2 separate regions of the Homo sapiens genome follow, and region 2 is linked to region 1. A link is an interaction called in ENCODE POLR2A ChIA-PET data of the cell type or tissue named here. Cell type or tissue: CD4-positive, alpha-beta T cell. All regions are shown on one strand. Each heading gives the region's core, and the rest is flanking DNA. Links, peaks and the distances in the headings are about the cores only.

Region 1 (5,384 bases), core at 116-5,115:
CCTTATATGATACTATAATGAAGGATATGTGTCATTATACATTTGTCAAAACATATTGGTGTATTAATAGAATATACAACACCAAGAGTGAACCCTAATGTCAACTATTGACTTTGGGTGAGAATGATGTACCAAGGTAGGTTCATTGATGGTAAAAAAAAAAAAAAAAAAAAAAAAGTACCACTCTGGTCAGGGATATTGATAGTGTGGGAAATTTTAGGGAGAGAGGGGAATGGGGAGAATATAGGAACTTTCTACTTTCAGCTTAATTTTGTGTAAACTAAAACTGCTCTAAAAAAAATTTGCAACAAAAAACTGTGTGGATTTCTTGTTTATAATCCACTCCATTAGACAAAACCTGTACCCACAAATCTCTTCAAGATAAGTCCTAGAGCTTCCTATAAGGGTGCCGAGGGACAATGCTCTTAAAATTCTCAAAGGACTTTTTCTTTAATAAAGAGGATCTGTAAGGTATGTCATGTCCTTAAGATAATTAGAGAGACTACTGTCTGTGTGAGGCATGACATTAAATTTCCTGAGGTATTAGAACTAAGATTTTACAATCACTCCCTTGGCTTCATGATAAACCATGTTTTAATGACAGTACCCTAGATTTGCTCTCCTTCCATAAAGAATCTTCTTAATTTTAGAATTCTCTGCCGTCAGGAAAAACTGGAAAAGAGAAAGCTTTATTTTCAAGTCCAAGAAGTTCTGGCTCCTTTATATTTAACAATTATTTCTTTAGCTTACCTCTCTCCTATCATTTTACTATAAGCAGCAAGAAGAAGCCAGACAATCACCATTTTCTGCTTTTCACATTACCACAGGTGATAAGGTGGCCAAACTTCATGTCATTACCTAACAATGATCCTCTTTCCTCCAGCTCCAATGATATTTTTTCACTCTCCTCTAAACCCTCTCTGATAGCCTCCTTGAGGTCCATCAGCCTTCCACAGTCACCTGAAGGCCCTCTCACCTTCTGCCCTCTGTCTAGTCCTGCCTAATCCTGTCTAGTCTAGCTTCAGCCACTACCACATTTTAGATTTCTGTTACATGGCACTCACTTCCAGATAACAAAATCTGTTTTTATGATTGCATAACAAGTTCCTCCAAAATTTAGTGGCTTAAAACAACAATATTTATTTTTGTCAGGTATTTGCAATTTGGACAGGGCTCAGTGAGAATAATTCCTTTTTTTGCTCCACTCAGCATCGACTGGGGAAGCTTGAAGGCTGGAGACTAGAATCATCTGAAGGTTCATTCATATACCTGGTGGTTGAGTCTGGCTATTAGTTGAAACCTTAGCTGGGGCTATAAGCTGGAACATCTTCACTGGCCCCTCCATGTGGCCTGAGATTCCTCACAATTTCCAACAAGTCATGAAGTCACAGAGTGTTAATTCTTCAGCACTCAATTCATTGAAGCTGTTCAATTCAAGAGAATAGAAATGGATTTTACCTCTTGATGCAGGGAAGTGGCAAAGTTCTAGAAGATCATCAAGGGCTGGAAATATTGCTGTGGTCATTCCAGAGAAATGCAATCTATAAAACAAATAAAGATGCAGCAATCCTAAATAAAGTACAACTAAACAGAATCTAGCAACTTATCAAATGAATACTACCATATGATCAAGTAGAGTATACTCCAGGAATATAAATTACTTCAACACCAGGAACTACAGAAGTATAAATCATTAACTTTATCAATGAATTGGAAAATTGAAAAATATATCATAAATGAGATCATACACAAATGATAGATTTGGAAGAAAAGTATTAGGAACATACATGACAAATGATTAATAACTGTAACATATAAAGAATTCTTACCTTTCACAAGAAAAATATACAAGTCAATAGAAAATTAGGCAATGAATATAAATAGTCAATTTATTCTAAAGCAAGTACAAAAAAGAAAACATGAAAAGACCAAAGACTGGGGGAAAAAACAAGATGGCATAATAGAATCCTGCACCAATCATCCCCCTAACAGGAACACCAAATTTAACACCTATTTACACAAAAAAGTACATTCATAAGAAGCAAAAATCAGGTGAGCACTCACAGTACCTGGTTTTCACTTCATATTACTGAAAGGCACCATAAAGGGTAGGAAAGACAGTCTTGAATTGCCGACACCACACCTCCCTCCTCCCTGCCCCCATCCTCCAGCAGCAGCTGCATGGCACAGAGAATCTGTGCACTCAAGGAAGAAGGATGCAGCTATTGTGAGACATTGCATTGAACTTAGTGCTACCCTGTCATAGCAGAAAGCAGAACCAGTATGTACTTGGCTGAAGCCCACCCACAGAGGGAGCACTTGGACCAGCCATAGCCAGAGGGGAATCACCCATCTCAGAGGTCAGAATTTGAGTTCAGGCAAGCCTCGCCACGGCGGGCTGGAGTGCTCTGGGGCTCTAAATAAACTTGAAAGTCAGTCTAGGCTGCAATGACAGCAATTCCTAAGCAAGTCCTACTGCTGAACTGGCCTCAGAGGCAGTGTACTGGGGTGGGTGGGGCATGTGACCAATTGAGACACCAGCCAAGGCAACAAAGGGAGTGCTTGCACTACTCCCCCAAATCAAGGCTGCATAGCTCACAGCTCTGAAAGAGACTCCTTCTTTTTGGGGAGGGGAGGCGAAGAGAGGGGAGAATAAAGAGGACTTTGTCTTGCATCTAGAATACTAGCTCAGCCACCGTAGGAGAGGGCACAGTGGTAAGGCCCCCTTTCCAGGCCCTAGCTCCCAAATGACATTTCTAGGCACACCCTGGGCCAGAAGGAAACTTGCTGCCTTGAAGGGAAGGAACCAGTTTTGGCAGGACCCATCACCTGCTGACTAAAGAGCACTTGGGCCCTGAATAATCAGCAGCAATACCCAGGTAGTATTCCATGGGCCATAGGAGAGACACTGAGATGTGCTGGCTTTAGGTAAGACACAGCACATTCCCAGCTGTGGTGGCTATGGGGAGAGACTCCATCTGCTTGAGAAAAGCAGAGAAAAGTAAAGGGAGCTTTGTCGTGCACCTTAGATACCAGGTTGGTACTTCTGGACCTGCCCTGGTCCAGAGGGGATCCCAGCACCCTGAAGGATGAGTCTCAGACCTGGCAACATTCACCTCAAGCTAATTGAAGAGCCCTTGGGCCTTAAGTGAACATCAGTGGAAGCCTGGCAGCACTCCTCATAGGCCAGTGATGGTGGTGTCCACAGGGTTAGGATCCTCTGCCTGTGGAAAGTGGAGGGAAGAGCGGGAAGGCCTGCATCTCATGATTTGAGTGCCAGCTCAGCAGCAGTACAACAGAACACCAGGTAGATGTCTAAGGTTTTTTACTCCAGTACATGGCTCATGGATGACACCTCCGGACCCACCCGGGGTCTGGGGGAACTTGCCGCCCTGAAGGAAAGGACACAAGTCTGTCCCACTTTGCCACCTGCTGACTGTACCGCCCTAGAGCCTTGAGCAAACATAGGTAGCACCCAAGTAGTGGTTACTGCAGGCCTTCGGCAAGACTTCATGCTGTGCTGACTTCAGGTCTGACCCAGTGCAGTCCCAGTGGTGGTCACAGAGCTGCTTGTGTCACCCCCATCCCCAGCCACAGGTAGTTCATCGCAGAGACAGAAACTACTTTTGTTTGGGAGAAAATAAAGGAAGAGAACAAGAGTATCTGCCTGGTAATCTAGAGAAATGTCCTGGATCTTAACCAAGACCAGCAAAGTAGTACCTATACAAATCTACAAGAACCACAGCATTAGTGGCCTTGGGGTGCCCCCTAATGGAGATACAGCTTACATCACAACACCCAAGTCATTCTGAATACCTGTAAAGCCTTCCCAAGCAGGACAAGCACAAATAAGCCCAGACTGCAAGGACTATAAGTAAACACCTAACTCTTCAATGCCTGACGAACATCTACAATCATCACCACCACCCATGGAAAACATGACCTCAGCAAACCAACTAAATAAGGTGCCAGACATCAATCCTGGAGAAACACAAATATGAAACCTTTCAGAGAAAAAATTCAAAATAGCTGTGTTGAAGAAACTCAAAGAAATTCAAGATAACACAGAGAAGGAATTCAGAATTATATCAGATAAATTTAACAAAGAGATTTAAATAATTAAAAAGAATCAAGCCAAAGTACTGGAGGTAAAAAATCCAACTGACATACTGAATAATGTATCAGAGTCTTTTAATAGCAAAATTGATCAAGCAGAAGAAAGAATTAGTGAGATTGAAGATAGGCTATTTGAAAACACACAGAGGAGACAAAAGAATAAAAAAAAAGCATGCTTACAATATCTAGAAAACAGCTTCAAAAGGGCAAATCTAAGAGTTACTGGTCTCAAAGAGGAGGTAGAGAAAGAGATTGAGGTAGACACTTTATTGAAAGGGATAATAACAGAGAACTTCCCAAGCCTAGGGGAAAATATCAATATCCAAGTATGAGAAGATTATAGAAGACCAAGCAGATTTAACCCAAAGAATACTACCTCAAGGCAGTTAATAATCAAACTTTCAAAGGCCAAAGATTTAAAAAAAAAAGAAAAAAAGAAAAAAAAAGAACCTAAAAGCAGCAAGAGAAAAGAAACAAATAACATACAATGGGGCTCCAATACATTTGGCAGCAGACTTTCCAGTGGAAACCCTATTGGCTAGCAGAGAGTGGCATGACGTATTCAAAGTGCTGAAGGAAAAAAAAAATTTTTTGTTAGAATAGTATATCCAGGAAAACATCCTTCAACATAAAGGAGAAATAAAGATTTTCCCAAACAAAAGCTGAAGGACTTCATCAAAACCAGAACTGTCCTACAAAAAAAAGGTTAAAGGGAATACTTCAATCAAAAAGAAAAGGATATTAATGAGCAATAAGAAATCATCTGAAGGCACAAAACTTACTGGTAAGAGTAAGTACATAGAAAAAAACACAGAATATTATAACACTATAACTGTGGTATGTAAATTACTCTTAAGTAGAAACACTAAAAGATAAACCAATCAAAAATAATAGCTACAACTTTACAAGACAGACACTACAGTAAGATACAAATAAGAAAAACAAAAAGTTAAAAAGTGAGAGACAAAGTTAAGGTGTAGAGTTTTTATTAGTTTTCTTTTTGCTTATTTGTTTATGCAAACATTGATAAGTTGTTATCAGCTTAAAATAATGGTTTATAAGATAGTATTTGCAAGTCTCATGATAACCTCAAATCAAAAACCATACAACAGATATAGGAAAAATAAAAGACAAAAAATTAAATCATACCACCAGAGAAAATCACCTTCAATAAAACAAAGACAGGAAGGAAGGAAAGAAGGAAGACCACAAAACGACCAGAGAATAAATAACAAAATAGCAAGAATAAGAATGTATCAGTCTTTTAA
Region 2 (5,384 bases), core at 264-5,263, 270 kb after region 1:
CAATAAACATGTTTTTTGGCCAGGTGTGGTGGTTCATGTCTGTAGTCCCAGCACTTTGGAAGGCCAAGGCAGGAGGATCACTTGAGCTCAGGAGTTCGAGACCAGCCTGAGCAACATGGTGAGATCCCTGTCTCTACAAAAAATAAAATAAAATTAGCTGGGCGCGGTGACATGCAGCTGTAGTCCCAGGTACTTGGAAGGCTGAGCCAGGATGTTGAGGCTGTAGTGATCTGTGATCCTGCCACTGCACTCCAGCCTGGGAGATTGAGCAAGATCCTATCTCATAAAATAAAATTTTAAAAAATCAAACAATAAACATGTTTTTTAAGGTTATGGAATTGGACTGAATTGTGAAGATCGCCTGATATCACAGGGAAAGTCAACAGAACTTTTTTTTTTTTTTTTTTTTTTTTGAGTCTTTGCTCTGTCGCCCAGGCTGGAGTGCAGTGGCACAATCTCAGCTCACTGCAAGCTCCGCCTCCCGGGTTCACACCATTCTCCTGCCTCAGCCTCCCGAGTAGCTGGGACTACAGGCGCCCGCCGCCACGCCCGGCTAATTTTTTGTATTTTTTAGTAGAGACGGGGTTTCACCGTGTTAGCCAGGATGGTCTCAATCTCCTGACCTCATGATCCGCCCGCCTCGGCCTCCCAAAGTGCTGGGATTACAGGTGTGAGCCACCACGCCTGGCCCAAGAGAACATTTTTGGTAACAGTTTCAGGAAGGGAAGTTACATCTTTTTATATATTTATTCATTTTTTAATTAATGGGGTGCTACACACTTTTTTTTTTTTTTTTGAGACAGCCTTGCCCTGTCTTCCAGACTGGAGTGCAGTGGCACAATCATGACTCAATGCAACCTCCACCTCCTGGACTCAGGTGATCTTCTTGCCTTAGGAAGGACTACAGGTACGCCACCATGCCTGGCTAATTTTTGTATTTTTTGTAGACATGGGGTTTTGCCATTTTACCCAGGCTGATCTTGAACTCCTGGGCTTAAGTGATCCACCTGCCTCAGTCTCTGGAAGTGTTGGAATTACAGGTGTGAGCCACTGCACCAGGTGAAAAATTACATATTAATGAATTAAGACTTTGCTATGATCTGAATATCTGTGTCCCACCCCCCCCCCATCAAATTCATATGTTGAAATCCTAGCCCCCAGGGGTGATGGTACTAGAAAGTGAGGTCCTTGAGTGGATTCGTGACCTTATAAAAGAGGGCCAAGAGAGACTCCTCATCCCTTATATTATGTGAGGTCACAGCAAGAAGATGCCATCTATGAGGAAGCGGGCCCTTACCAGACACCTAATCTTATCTTGTTCTTGGACTTCCCAGGTTCCAGAACTGTGAGAAGTTTCTGTTGTTTATAAGCTACCCAGTTTATGGTATTTTGTTATAGCAGCCAGAGTGGACAAAGACAGACTTATTATTCCAACATTTTATAAGTCCAACCACCAAAAGAAATGTTCTTGTCTTCCTGAAGAAGTGCCTCACTTTTTCTTTAACTGTGATCCAGTCAAGTATGGCTTAGAAAATAGTCACAGGAGTTTCCACTGTAGACAAGAGGTAGACAAAGGAGCTTCCTGCAAACTGGAAAAATATTTTTAAATTTCCTATACATAAACAACAAATCGGTGGAAATGCAATAAAAAGAAAAAAATCCTGTTCACAATAGCAAATAATTTGTTTTAGCAAAAGACACTCTACGGCTAAACTTAATAAAAATGTACAAGACCTGATGAAGAAAACTATAAAATGTTACTGCAGAATATAGATGATAGAATAAATGCAGAGTTATACTTGTTTCTGTTTAGAGTCAATATTCTAAAGATGTTGATTACTTCTAAATTTATAAAGGCCATATAATTGCAATGAAAATGTTAACTTTTTGGGGAACTTGAAAAATGATTCTAAAGTTTTCATTAAAAATAAATATATAGCCAGGCATGGTGGCTCATGCCTGTAATCCTAGCACTTTGGGAGGCCTAGGCAGGTGGATCACAGGATCAGGAGTTTGAGACCAGCCTGACCAACATGGTGAAACTCCATCTCTACTAAAAATACAAAAATTAGCCAGGCATGGTGGCGCATGCCTGTAGTCCCAGCTACTCAGGAGGCTGAGGCAGGAGAATCGCTTGAACCCAGGAGGCAGAGGTTGCAGTGAGCTGAGATCGCACCACTGCACTCCAGCCTGGGCAACAAAGAGAGACTCTGTCTCAAAAAAATAATAACAATAAAAATAAATATTTTGGAAAAATTGGAAAAGAAGCATATTGGGGGGGACTTAGCATACCAGATATTAAAACCTACTATAAAACAATTTTAGGCTGGACGTGGTGGCTCACGTCTGTAATCCCAGCATTTTGGGAGGCTGAGGCGGGTGGATCACGAGGTCAGGAGATCGAGACCATCCTGGCTAACACGGTGAAACCCCATCTCTGCTAAAAATACAAAAAATGAGCCGGGCATGGTGGCGTGTGCCTGTAGTCCCAGCTACTCGGGAGGCTGAGGCAGGAGAATGGCATGAACCCAGGAGGCAGAGCTTGCAGTGAGCCGAGATCGTCGCCCCATTGCACTCCAGCCTGCGAGACAAAGCAAGACTCTGTCTCAAAAAAAAAAAAAAAAAAAAATTTAATATAGCATTCAATTAAATAGACCCAAGAAAATATGATAATTTGCTATATGGTTGCATTTTAATTCAGGGAGGGAGACAAAGATTATTCAATAAATTATACTGGAAGAACTAACAGCAACTTGAAAAAAAAAGTTAATTCTGACCTTTTTTTTTTTTTTTTTTTTTTGAGATGGAGTTTCACTCTCGTCATCCAGGCTAGAGTGCAATGGTGTGATCTCAGCTCACTGCAACCTCTGCCTCCTGGGTTCAAGCGATTCTCCTGCCTCAGCCTCTAGAGTTGCTGGGATTACAGGCGTGCACCACCACGCCCGGCTAATTTTGTATTTTTAGTAGAGATGGGGTTTCTCAATGTTGGTCAGGCTTGTCTCAAACTCCCAACCTCAGGTGATCCGCCCTCTTCTCAAGGTGCTGGGATTATAGGCGTGAGCCACCGTGCTTGGCCATTCTTATCTTTTTTTAAACAACTAAATAAATTTCAGATATATTAACAGTTAAATGTAAAAAAAACTACAAATGTGCTAGAAAACACATTTGACTCTTTATTAATGAAATGTAGAAGGCCAGGCGCAGTGGCTCACACCTGTAATCCCAGCACTCTGGGAGACTGAGGCAGGCGGATCACCTGAGGTCAGGAGTTCAAGACCAGCCTGGCCAACATGGTGAAACCCTGTCTCTACTAAAAATACAAAATTAGCTGGGTGTGTTGACAGGCGCCTGTAATCCCAGCTACTTGGGAGGCTGAGGCAGAAGGATTGCTTGAACCCAGGAGGCTGAGGTTGCAGTGAACGAGACTGTGCCACTGCACTCCAGCCTGGGCAACAAGATCATAATTCTGTCTCAAAACAGAAAAAAAAAAAGAAAGAAAAGTAGAAGAGTACAAAATTTCTTTATGAGCTTGCTCTTTTCAACCTCAAATAAATAAAGCTGACAAAATCCATGTTGGTAAGGATATGGGGAAAAAAAGCAACCTCCTCTATAGTCGGTAGCAGTATAAATTTATAAATTTGTATAAATTTCCAATATACTTGAAATGTCTCATTGACCCATCAATTTTACATATATGAATTTACTCTAAGGATATAATATTACACATGGGAAGAGATATATGCACTGGAATTACTTATAATATTGAAAAATTGTAGGCCGGCACGGTGGCTCACACCTGTAATCCCAGCACTTTGGGAGGCCGAGGTGGGCGGATCACCTGAGGTTGGGATTTCGAGACCAAACTGACCAACATGGGGAAACCTCGTCTCTACTAAAAATACAAAATTTGCTAAGTGTGGTGGCACATGCCTGTGATCCCAGCTACTGGGGAGGCTGAGGCAGGAGAATTGCTTGAACCCGGGAGGCGGAGGTTGCGGTGAGCCAAGATCGCGCCATTGCACTCCAGCCTGGGCAACAAGAGCAAAACTCCATCTCAAAAAAAGAAAAATTGTAAACAACTTAGAAGTCCATCTCTAAAGTATTGTTAGTTATAGAATGTCTGTTTGCTTTCAAAGGGAACAAATAACCTTGTCTTCAACAAGACAAATGTATTTTTTTTTTTTTGAGACGGAGTCTCGCTCTGTCGCCCAGGCTGGAGTGCAGTGGCGCGATCTCAGCTCACTGCAACCTCCGCCTCCCGGGTTCAAGAGATTCTCCTGCCTCAACCTCTTAAGTAGCTGGGATTACAGGTGCGCGCTACCATGCCCGGCTAATTTTTGTATTTTTAGTAGAGTCAGGGTTTCTCCATGTTGCTCAGGCTGGTCTCAAACTCCTGACCTTGTGATCCGTCTGCCTTGGCCTCCCAAAGTGCTGGGATTACAGGCGTGAGCCACCACGCCCAGCCGACAAATGTATTTTTCACACAAAATTGCAATGAGGATAGGAGGTACGATGGGTATGTTTCACAAGATCATTCAGATTCCTTCTGTCACTTTACTCCACTTTCCTCCTTTGTGTGGTCCATCCTTACCACTACCAAACACATGCTACAGTTGGTAAAAGGGAAAGAAAGTAGAGTCTGACCTGGAAGTTTCCTCATAACTTCCACTCACATCACATGATAGCCATGCCTAGCTGAATGAGCCAATGAGAAATGTAGTTTGTACACATAAGCAACATGTCTCCAGCTTGGAGACTATCTAATAATCAAAGGAAGAAGGTAAAAAATGGATTTCAAAGACTATTATCCCTTTCCATCAGCGATATCGATTAAAGTACACTACATCATTCAGTGAAAAACTCTGCAGCCATTAAAAATAAGAGACAGGCCAGGTTTGGTGGTTCACACGTGTATCCCAGCACTTTGGGAGGCCGAGTCGGGAACATCACTTGAGAACAGGAGTTAGAGACCAACCTGGGCAACATTAGAAGACTCTGTCTCTAAAAAAAATTGGTGGGGTGTAATCGTGTGTCTGTAGTCCCAGCTACTTGGGAGGCTGACGTGGGAGGATTGCTTGAGCCCAGGAATTTGAGGCTGCAGTGAGCTATGACTGTGCCACTGCACTCCAGCTTGGGTGATAAAGCAAGACCTAAAAAATATGTATTATTATACATTATGTATATGGTCACTGTTATATAAAGTTGTATTTGACAGTGAGTGAAAACTGCAACTACAAACATAGGATAATTCTATTTGAAAATTATGTGTGTTGTGAATATATATAGGTATACATGTAGGCACCAGTGTGTATGTGTTTGTATTTATGTATTAAATGTATATATTTGAAAATATAGAGTTGTCTGGGAAAATGTTCCCTAACGTA

Evidence for each region. Peaks named below come from ENCODE experiments on the same cell type or tissue, not always from the same donor. Only the 100,000 strongest peaks of a DNase experiment are listed, where the experiment ranks them.
Region 2: POLR2A ChIA-PET joins it to region 1 with 5 read pairs; 3 of 35 experiments call an interaction of 5 or more read pairs at or near these places.

Annotation. Positions count from the first base shown.
Region 1 is chr14:39,466,475-39,471,858 of GRCh38, reverse strand. LOC105370461 (a long non-coding RNA gene) reads right to left here. Exons shown (of 8, transcript XR_007064121.1): 2 at 1,459-1,541. Among named protein-coding and RNA genes, the nearest start is that of FBXO33, 37 kb to the right of the region's middle. RefSeq lists an enhancer at 3,517-3,586. In CD4-positive, alpha-beta T cell, for the core only: no CTCF peak of the experiment used is centred there; a DNase peak (open chromatin) is centred at 2,308.
Region 2 is chr14:39,196,663-39,202,046 of GRCh38, reverse strand. It overlaps the pseudogene LOC100313942. Among named protein-coding and RNA genes, the nearest start is that of PNN-AS1, 23 kb to the right of the region's middle. In CD4-positive, alpha-beta T cell, for the core only: no CTCF peak of the experiment used is centred there; no DNase peak of the experiment used is centred there.